2 separate regions of the Homo sapiens genome follow, and region 2 is linked to region 1. Evidence: chromatin loops called from intact Hi-C (ENCODE). Cell type or tissue: heart right ventricle. All regions are shown on one strand.

Region 1 (5,000 bases):
TGGCACAGTCCTGGCTCACTGCAACCTCTACCTCCAGGCTCAAGCTATCCTCTCACCTCAACCTCCTGAGTAGCTGGGACCACAGGTGCACACCACCATGCCCAGCTAAATTTTGTATTTTTTTTTTTTTTTTTTGCCACGTCACCCAGGCTGGTCTCGAACTCCTAGACTCAAGTGATCCACCCACCTCAGCCTCCCAAGTGTTGGGAATACAGGCATGAGCCACTGTGCCTGGCCATTTGAGCATTTTTTGAAAAAACAATTTTTGTAAACTTGTATTTTGTCATTTTCCTTGAACATTCCAACTTTCCAAGTTCCCTCCCACTGAAGGCTGCTGGTTTGGCTTGTTAGCCCCTCTGTATGAATTGTTCTTTTGTCACAGCATTAAGTCTGTGAGGGAAACTAGACAATTTTTTTTTTTTTTTAAACAAAGTCTTCCTCTGCTGCCCAGGCTGGAGTGCAGTGGTGTGATCATAGCTCATTCCAGCCTCCAAACCCTGGGTTCAGCCTTCAAACAGCTGGGACTACAGGTGCATTTGCATTTATTCAAATATTATTTCCTCAGAGAAGGGTTCTCTGACTAAACTATCTAAAATAACCCCACTCTAGCCTTTCTTTCTTTCTTTCTTTTTATTATACTGTTAACAAAAATCGACCTGGTAAAGTGGCTCACACCTGTAATCCCAGCACTTTGGAAGGCCAAGGTGGGAGGATGGCTTGAGCCCAGGAGTTTGACACCAGCCTGGGCAACATAGTGCGATCGTGTCTCTACAAATAATAATAAAAAAAAATTAGCAGGGCATGGTGACGTGCACCTGTACTCCCAGCTATTCGAAGGCTGAGGTGAGAGGATTGTTGAGTCCAGGATTTGGAGGCTGAAATGAGCTATGACCACACCACTGCACTCCAGCCTGGGCAGAAGAGCAAGACTTTGTTTAAAAAAAAAAAAAAAAAGTCTAGTTTCCCTTGCAGAGATAATGAAACTTGGCCAGTAACCTTTGGTAAAACCATTATAACTCACAATTTCCCCTTTTCCTATTATAAAGTTTAGGAACTCTGCTTTAATTTGTATTGTCACTTTATCTACATTTTACTATCATTTTCCATATTTGTATTTTGCTATTATCACATATGTGATAACTGAACCCAAAACTCCTTTGCATTTTCTGTTCCTGTGACTGTCTCTTTCCATTCATAATTTTATAAAATATGCACAAGGATTTAACTGCACCTTTATAGGTTTTTTATTTTATACTTTCTGTTTTTTTTCCCTAGAACATGCAAAGATCTCACTTAGTGCTTTTATGGTAAGAGTTTATTTTGGGTAAAGCTTTAAAAAAAGTATAAAATGCTTTAAAATATTTCAATGAAAGATTATAGCAGATAAGCAGGATTAATTTAAAAAACAAACTATTTGGGGATCAGAAGTAGTTGTTTAATAGGATATAGGTTTAGAGTTCCCAAAAGATATCTTACAACTAAGGAAATAAATATAAAGATAGCTCTAAAGGGTTAGATAACTATTACACTGATGTTAAACAAATACCATGCTTACTGGAATTAAACTTTCTAGAAGTAATAAGCTTAATAACTGAATATATAGTTACATTGTTAGTACTGAGAATGGAAGAAGTGATCCAGAAATGATTGCATTTATTTCACTTTTACTTCCTCAACTTTTTGGATTATATTCAGCCAATATCTATTTAAGGAACTGCTTTGGAAGGCCCTTATGTTTTATGCAAGGCACTGCTATTTTCCCAAATGAATAGAATATCCATTCTCCAGCTCCAAGTTTCCATGACAATAAAAACAAAACATTCATCAGCACCAACTTGGTATTTTATGGCAAATGCAGCTGCAGCTTATAACAGTTCAATCTTTATCCCAACTCATTTCTGCCTAACAGAGGCACTATATTTCTCCAAATCAACTGAATTATTTTTACAGTGATTTTCCCCACCGCAGACCTAAACACTAACAGTGTGTTACACCATCTCTAATTATCATCCACTCTTCCCAATTTCACGCCAAATACAATGAAAGGTTCCCAAATGTTGCTAAGAGCACATTTGATTTGTGAAATCTGAAAGCTCAGTTGATTTAAGTATTACAGCTTTAGAGGAATGTATAATATTTAAGCTTTCATGATTAACTACAAAGAAGACAGAATTTTGGAAACGAAAGACATTCACAGCAAACAAAAAGCTAAATTAAAATCAGTCAGATTATGGTAAGACAGTGCCCCCTTGTGTCTTGGTATTTCTGCCTTGACTAAATCCGGTATTCATTTCCTTAGAGTTCTATAATATAAATTTGAATATTTTTTGTATCACAGAAATAAATAGAACTTGATAACTCTCCTAAGACAAAATCCTAATTTAAAACAATATGAATACACTGGCTATTAAATATAAGTGATTTTTACATGAATACTCTGTAACATGGTGAAAATGTAACAAATTTGTATATCTAGTAATTTCATTTTAAATTTCACATTTAATTTACTATTAGTGAGAGATGTTGACAAAGTTTTAAGAATGAAAGAAAAACCTTGCTACTATCAGTTACATTTTCCTTTGGTATTGGTTCTCCTGTGTAACCACTTTATGCTAGTACTGGTTACCCTCATTATTACCCTGGGGCAACTAATGAGTTTGAGGCTTTACACAGAGAACAAGACTGTATTAAATAGAAGAAATTAACATGAAATCTTAAAGGGTATATGTAATAACAATATGAGTAATACCCTAAGTTACAAATAGCTTTAGAAATAAAAAGTCACATAAAAAACATCATTCATGTTTTTTAACTCCACTCAAAGTGTAATATTCAGATCAGAGGCAAGGCCATGAAGTTTGTAAAAATTCAGAATCTCGGGTACCATACCAGATGATCTGAACTAGAACTTGCATTTTATAGCAAGATCCTTGGATGATTCTTATAAGCAATAAAGCTTCAGAAACGCTGCTCTAAACTCAAAAGCCTTCCTACCCTCAACTATCACGCAGCAGGAGCAGAGTAGCATAAGGAGAGGCTGACTGACCTTTGGGCATAGAGTTAGCTTTTAGAGATCAGGTGGATTCAAAGAAAGAGAGAATCAGGAACAGCTCTAGGAAGGCATCCCTGAGTATATAAACTGAGGCTATGTCAGCGTGCTTACCAAAGTGACTCCTACACCAACTCTTTTTCCCTTTTTCATTCTCTAAAATATATTTTTTAAATGAACAGCTAAGATTCTATCAATCTGTGGTCAATATGGGTGACCAAGAAACTTCAAAAAGCAAATAATGTAAGAATTAGAAGTCCATCACTCATTATCAATGATCCCTAGTACACATTTTTTTTTTACATATTTCAAACTACATTTACTGTGCATTTTCTATCTTATTTCACACTCACCAATCCCCTGATAATCAAGTTTTATTATTCCCATTTTATAAATGAGAAATCATTTATAAATGAGAATCATTGAGGTCAACTAAATTACCAAAGGTCATAAATGTAGTGAAGGCTGAGCACACTGCTAAGATTCAGGTTCTGATTCCAAATCCTAGGTTCTCTGTACTGTAACACATTACCAATACTCATTAATGTAAATAAGCTTAATTAGATTGCCTTTCTCCCAATATTAGCTATGGACAGAATACCCTGCAGAATAACTTTAGAGCAGAAGACTAAAGCAGCACAGTAGCCCTGGGCATATGGAAATGTTCTTATTAAGATGTTTAAATGTTCTTAAATAAGGGATGTTCTTATTTTCTTTTGGCTCATCCATATTTTGATTTTCTACAATAAACATTGTATTTGATACAGGAAAAGTATTTTTAAATGCTCATAGTATATAGTATATTCCTTACAGATAAGCTAAAATCTTTAAAAGAATTCATGCATGTGAAGTAACCCATATAACATGTGCACAAAGAAGTTAGGTCTGCCAGGTATGGCAGCTCATGCTTGTAATCCCAGCACTTTGGGAGGTTGAGGCAGGTGGATCTCTAGTGCTCAGGAGTTTAAGACCACCCTAGGCAACATGGCAAAACCCTATCTCTACAAAAAAATTCAAAAAAGTTAGCTGGGCATGATGATGTGTGACTGTAGTCCCAGCTACTTGGGAGACTGAGGTGGGAGGATCACTTGGGCTCAGGAGGCGGAGGTTGCAGTGAGCTGAGCTCGTGCCACCACACTCCAGCCTGGATTACAGAGTGAGAAGCTGTCTCAAAAAGAGAGGGAAAAACAAACGAAGTTACGTCATTTGATGATTTGACTTACCCAATCATCAGTACAAAACGGTCACAAGTTTAGGAACACAAGTATAAGAAAAGAAAGCCTATAAAGTGTAAGAACTCTAAGTAATTTATGTAATTAAATGCTACTTGTTTACATTAAAAGCATTTACATTAAACAGTAAGATGTCATCAAATTATTTTCAAGTAAGTTCAGGAATACGCCCTGTTCTGGTCCAGAATGTGAACTTATTTGTACTACGCATCATCTATTTCTCTTTCTGTCACTTTCATTTTAAGAGTGAACAAATTCCAAAAGATAATCCTTAGAATGTGCCTCGTATCTATCCCTTTCTTTCTGCCCATAACAATCACCATCTCAGTTTAGATTCCTGTGGATGAACACATAAGCATTTGGCTCCCAACTGATACCCCTGCCTCTAGTTTCTCTTTGCTCCCATCTATCCATACAAGAACATCATCTTCATTACACTCCACTGTTCAAAAACTAATAGAAGTTTCCCAGTGCATGTGAAGGTGGATCAGGATATGCTATCCTAAAATATTACACTTTGGCATAAGAATTATTTTGTGCTGAAGGCATTTCAGTTTCTGAAATCCTTATCTGCCTAAAAGCAGAGCCTCCTAAAAGAACTCAATTGTCAAAAAAACCCTCCCCAGGAGCAACTCTAATCTCTCTTACTGGAGACAGAAGTAAGCACCACACCCAGAGAGACACTGTCACAAAGTAGCCTATCTCCAATCTATTATCCT
Region 2 (5,000 bases), 380 kb before region 1:
AGAGGTATAGCTAGAAATCAGCATAGGCTGTGCTTACATTTTGAAGCCTCCGGCTTTCCATTAAAACAATCAAAAACATCCCCTTTCTTTTTCTCAGTTCTTGAGAGGCCAAGCCTGAAGGGAGCTAGCATTTGGGTTTCTTTGCTCAATTATTCTTAAATATAAAACGAATGTTTTAATCATTTCAATACTCATAAATTCCTGAGGATTTCTTTTACTCGCCATTATTGTTGTTGTGAAACTCTTGTCCGCCACCCTCATGCCAATAAAAGTCTGTATTTTCAAAAATCAATGGCCAAAAAACAGTCAGTTACTGTAATCCCTATTCTAGGATTAAATTAAAACATGAAAGCATATAAATAAATCATCTGGACACAGCTGGGCACATCATGGCTGCTCCATAAATGGCAGCTAAACATTTTAGGCAAAAAATTATAGATTCATCAAGAAAATGGTCAGGTTAAAGCTGTGTCCATTTAGCCTCACAGTCCGCCGGTGGGTCCTTTGTGCTCCAGAATGCCATTTGCCCACGGAACCCATCCAGAAGGTGAAGAATGAAGAGTCAAGCACCAAAGCTGTCTCACGAATCTACCCCCAAGTCCCTCACAGAAGACTTTCAGGGCAAAGGATACTTTGAATAAGGGATAAAGGAAGAACTTATCTGGCCAGGCATTACCTCATCCTGCATTTTCATGGCTGTCAGTCGGGACTTTTCTGCCTCCAGCGTTTTCTCCTTCAACTGTCTTTGCATTTCTGCGAGCTCCCTGCGGTTTTTCTCCTTATACTCATCCAGCTGGTTCTGGAGCTCCAGGGTTGAGGTACGGGAGGCCTCAACAATGTCTGCCATCTAGAAGAAGTGACACGGGTGTGAGCCCACCCTGGGATGCTCTGAGACCAGGGTCTGGGTCCCATTTCAACACACAGCACATCTCCTCTTCTCCCTTTCTTCTATGGCCCCCTCAAAGATGGCCCAGCACCTGATCCTGAGTCAGCCAGGTGTGGGCACCTGTGACTTGGAAGCAGCATGGAGGAGTGAGCAGGCACGTCCTTTGGAGCCAGGCACACAGCCTCAGGGTCCTAGGGCTGCTGTGCCACTTACCAGTACATGACTGGGGCACGTCGTTAACCTCTCTGGGCCCTGGCCATGTCCACACTGGAAACACCGAAATCATATCTACCTTACAGGGTTGTTGTCAGAATTAGTATCCACAGATACAGATAAAATTTTATCAGCAGATACAGATAAAATTCTAGTTAGAAACAAAATAGTTAGTAAAGTGCCTGGTACATAATACATGTCAGAAAACAGCAGACACTCGTGTCAACTCCCAGAATACAGAAAGCCTGCCAGCTTTGTGCCTTTACCCCTTCTGGGTATGGTGGGGCAGACATAAAGAGAAAGAGCAGCAGCTACTGAGCTCTGAAGCTGCCTTTCACACTCCTGGACAAGCAATAGAGATGCAAAGGTAGAGACTCTGCACAGAGATGTCGATTCTGATTCACTCAACATTGGTTCCATCTGCACTGACACACAGCCTTCTTCTACTAACTGTTAAGAGGTGATTCTGGTGCCCAGAATCCAGAGGGTACTGGCATTAATGTTTTCTAGACCAGTGTCTATCTTTTCAACAAATCCAAAGAGCTGCCTCTTGGGATCTGCAAATCCCTGACACTTTTGTGCTTAGACCTACTGCAGGTTTCCCAGGCTTTCACCAGACCCTCAGAGGGGACTGGGTCCAACAAAGACATCTGGCCCTACTTCCTCTTTCCTCCTCCAGCCCCTCACCTCCTTCTGCAGTTTCTCAATGGTTTTGCCCAGGTGCCACCGCTCATTCTCCATCTCGTTCTTCAACCTTCTTAGCTGCTCCTTCTGCTCACTCTCCTCTTTGAGCTTCTCAGACAACTGCTTCTGCTCCTGGGTAGTCTGACTCAGATTTCCCTGCAAATGGCAGGGAAAGGACAGTGCTGTCACCTACTAACCAGGTAGCCACAGGAACGGGTGGCACAGGGAACTTCATAGTCACACTGCAAAGCAATCAGATCTGTTAAATCCGTGATGAGGAAGAAGATCAAAATAAAGCTGTCAGAGATAGAAGGGCATTGTTGGTTCTGAAATTCAAGGACCAAATAGGAAAGTTGACTTACCCAAAAACATCCACAGGAATGAAGGGGCAGACAAACAACGTGCTACAGAAATACATGGCCAAGGCTGCTGGTGGTGGGAATTCAGGATGGTGTCTGAAAACCTGAATGTTCATGCTTGAAATTCGAGGTCAAGTTATACATTACAACAATCTAAACCTACTTGGCAATTTATATCCTGTGACACACAGCATCACACCTAATGTTCCAGTATTTACTATGCTATGCAGATGGTTCTTACAGTTAGAATAACTAAAAATGAATCGCTAAGAGAACACTACCCCACAGAACAAAGGTCCATTTGGGTAAAGGCAGTTGTCATCAACAAAATCCATGAATTGGACTCAGACACAGGCAAAAAGGAATTTGGAAACACACAGGTTGGTGAACTTGATGAACAGAAGGTGTTAAATGGAAGAGACACTACTCAGATAAAATACTAGCCAGGTAGGTGGTTGTTGATTGAATCAGCACCAAATACTAGTGCCTACCATAAAATACAACTATCTTGAGTGCAATACTCCCCTTAGTTCCCCTGAGGCTCTCATCTCACAAAGTCACACAGACTTATGTTCTTTATGTAAACAACATGCAACTCCAGAATAAAATCCTAAAATATTATAGGAAAGTTATGGTGGCTTCTTTAAATGGCTAAGCATTAGGGCCATAGGTACAAGGATAATAAGAAGACGCACAACTCGGAACAGAGCAACCTGACTCAAACACAGACTGGATCATCTCGAAAACGTTGTCAGGCACCGAGGGCTGACTGGGCCACTACAGAAACAGCTCAGGGCCTACCCAGTCTTGTGTCCCTGCAGTGACTGCACAAGAACAATGGTTTATATTTGTACAGTGCTTAACAGTTTACAAGCTGCTGCCACAGGCAGTAACTCAGGATCTTGAAAACATTCCAAATCACTTCGGACTCTCCTGGTTTGCAGAGCATAGGAACAGATCTGCTCTGCCAACCATGTGATGTGGGGCTAAAACACGACCCATAGCGGCCTTCCGGTCCCTGGGCTCTGTTGGGCTGGCTGCACTTTGAGAAGCAGCCAACGTGGCCGACCTGCTGAAGTTAATTGCTGCAGAGAACCAAGGTTAACAAAAGCTGCTGGGGAAAAGATGGTGGCAAAAAGAAAGGTAATCAGAAGTTCAGTGTGGGGGGGAATTAGCAGTAGTGTGCTCCAGCACAGCTGCTGCTGGGCACCCACCAGAAGCAGGGTCAAACCTGGGGTTTCTGTTGATCGATGATTTAGCAGTGTTGGGGCAAAGGGTGAGGAGGAGTTATAGAACCAGTGAGGTATGGTATGGGACAAAACCCTCAAAACACATGTCCCAAAAAACGTCAATCTGTGAAAACAACAAATACAGAGGGCCCCCAATGGCTTCCTGTAGAACCTTCAGGATCCAACTCAACCCCCTCCCCAAAGGAATCCCCCAGCCTTTCTCCTCCTCTTAGACCCCAATCCCAAGGGCTCCAGGCAGCAGACAAGCCAACCCAGCTCTACTCAGCCTCCATGTGGTTCGTGCATGCATTTCTGCTCCACTCTTGGCTCAGGCAGGGCTGCCTGGCTCTTTCTCCTGAACCACAAAAGACACCACAGACTCACCACTCTGGGCCTAGGGCCTGCCAACACCTGCCACCCCAGCACACACACATTGCCTAGAAGAATAGATTTGCTACATTATTTTTAAATTATTTCTTATATGCTTGCCTCTTTTGCAAGGTAGTAAGCTCCGTAAAGGCAAGGGAGAGACTTTCTGTCTATCTGGGTATGTTCACTATTAGGCATATGATAAACACTTAGCTATTAAAAATGAATGCCTATCCCCAAAAGTGATCCCAAGGCTTCTTATGTTAGAATCACCAAGCAAGGATGGGGTGTCTGTACTTAAAATATAGATTCTAGCTTTTTCTGATGGAATCACAATTTTTCTTAGCATGGGGCCCATAATCATTTGCATTTGAAAGCTCCCCAGATAATTCTAACATGTACTAAGGTTTAGAAACACTGTTTAGAACAACGGTCTTCCTCCTCCATAATTCAAGACATATGTTCCAATAGGTCACTGCTGAGAAAACGTCCCAAATTCACATGAAAAAAAGCAAACATGGCAACTTTGCATTTTTCCGACCCTTCATGTGGACAGTATCAGGAGTGAAACGCTCTGTAGCTACAGAGACTCTATTTCCGAGGCCAGGAATACAAGCTCATCAATGAATAATGAGATGAAAATTTAGGGAAAATATATCAGGTTGGAGAATCTGAGGCGCAACACGGGTAGATGTAGGGTGAGTGTCCTTGAGCTCAGGGACCATTATCTGTCAACAGACGCAGATTTTACCCTATGATTGAGGTCCCAATTGGCTCATATTAATGACAAACAAGTTGCAGGTGAGCCTATGGGTGTCAAGGAATGGGCAGCTTAACCAGAAGGAAGTTGGTCTTCTTGGAGTCCCTGCCACTCAGTGTCTGTGGGCTGCAACAGTGCAAGCCTTGGGCCCTTTTTCCTTGGTTGTCTCAATACTCAAAAGTCCAATGGGGTGGGAGGGAAAGCCCTAGGAATAATGTATGCACTGTTATCCCCTCCTGAAGGAAAGAACTGTGGTTTCTCCAGCAAAGGCTTCTTTACTTCCCCATCTGCAGAAGGCACTTTAAAATAGAAACATAGATGCCTTGCCTTAAGTGCAGTTCCAGTAGCCCTAGACAGCAACACAGTCCTGAAGCAAGCGGTAGGGCATTGAGCTAACCAAGAACAGCATCTTTATGCCCCTCTGCTACTTTTTAACTGAGTCATGGTAAATCAGACATAAATTTACCAGCGTCTTCAGCTACTATGTAAAGAAATCTATT

The links. Hi-C counts contacts between places; a loop is a spot of excess contacts. Peaks named below come from ENCODE experiments on the same cell type or tissue, not always from the same donor. Only the 100,000 strongest peaks of a DNase experiment are listed, where the experiment ranks them.
Region 2: it touches region 1 in a loop (5-fold over the local background); 49 of 110 quality-filtered maps call a loop at or near these places.

What each region holds. Positions count from the first base shown.
Region 1 is chr15:57,143,837-57,148,836 of GRCh38, reverse strand. The region is part of intron 5 of TCF12 (transcription factor 12); the gene reads right to left. Among named protein-coding and RNA genes, the nearest start is that of SNORD13D, 130 kb to the left of the region's middle. In heart right ventricle, a CTCF peak has its summit at 2,254 (motif pointing left); no DNase peak of the experiment used is centred here; H3K4me3 peaks cover 1,013 bases; H3K27ac peaks cover 2,381 bases.
Region 2 is chr15:57,520,428-57,525,427 of GRCh38, reverse strand. It overlaps CGNL1 (cingulin like 1), which reads right to left. Exons shown (of 19, transcript NM_032866.5): 11 at 1,787-1,939; 12 at 677-847. Among named protein-coding and RNA genes, the nearest start is that of GCOM1, 69 kb to the left of the region's middle. In heart right ventricle, no CTCF peak of the experiment used is centred here; no DNase peak of the experiment used is centred here; H3K27ac peaks cover 1,110 bases.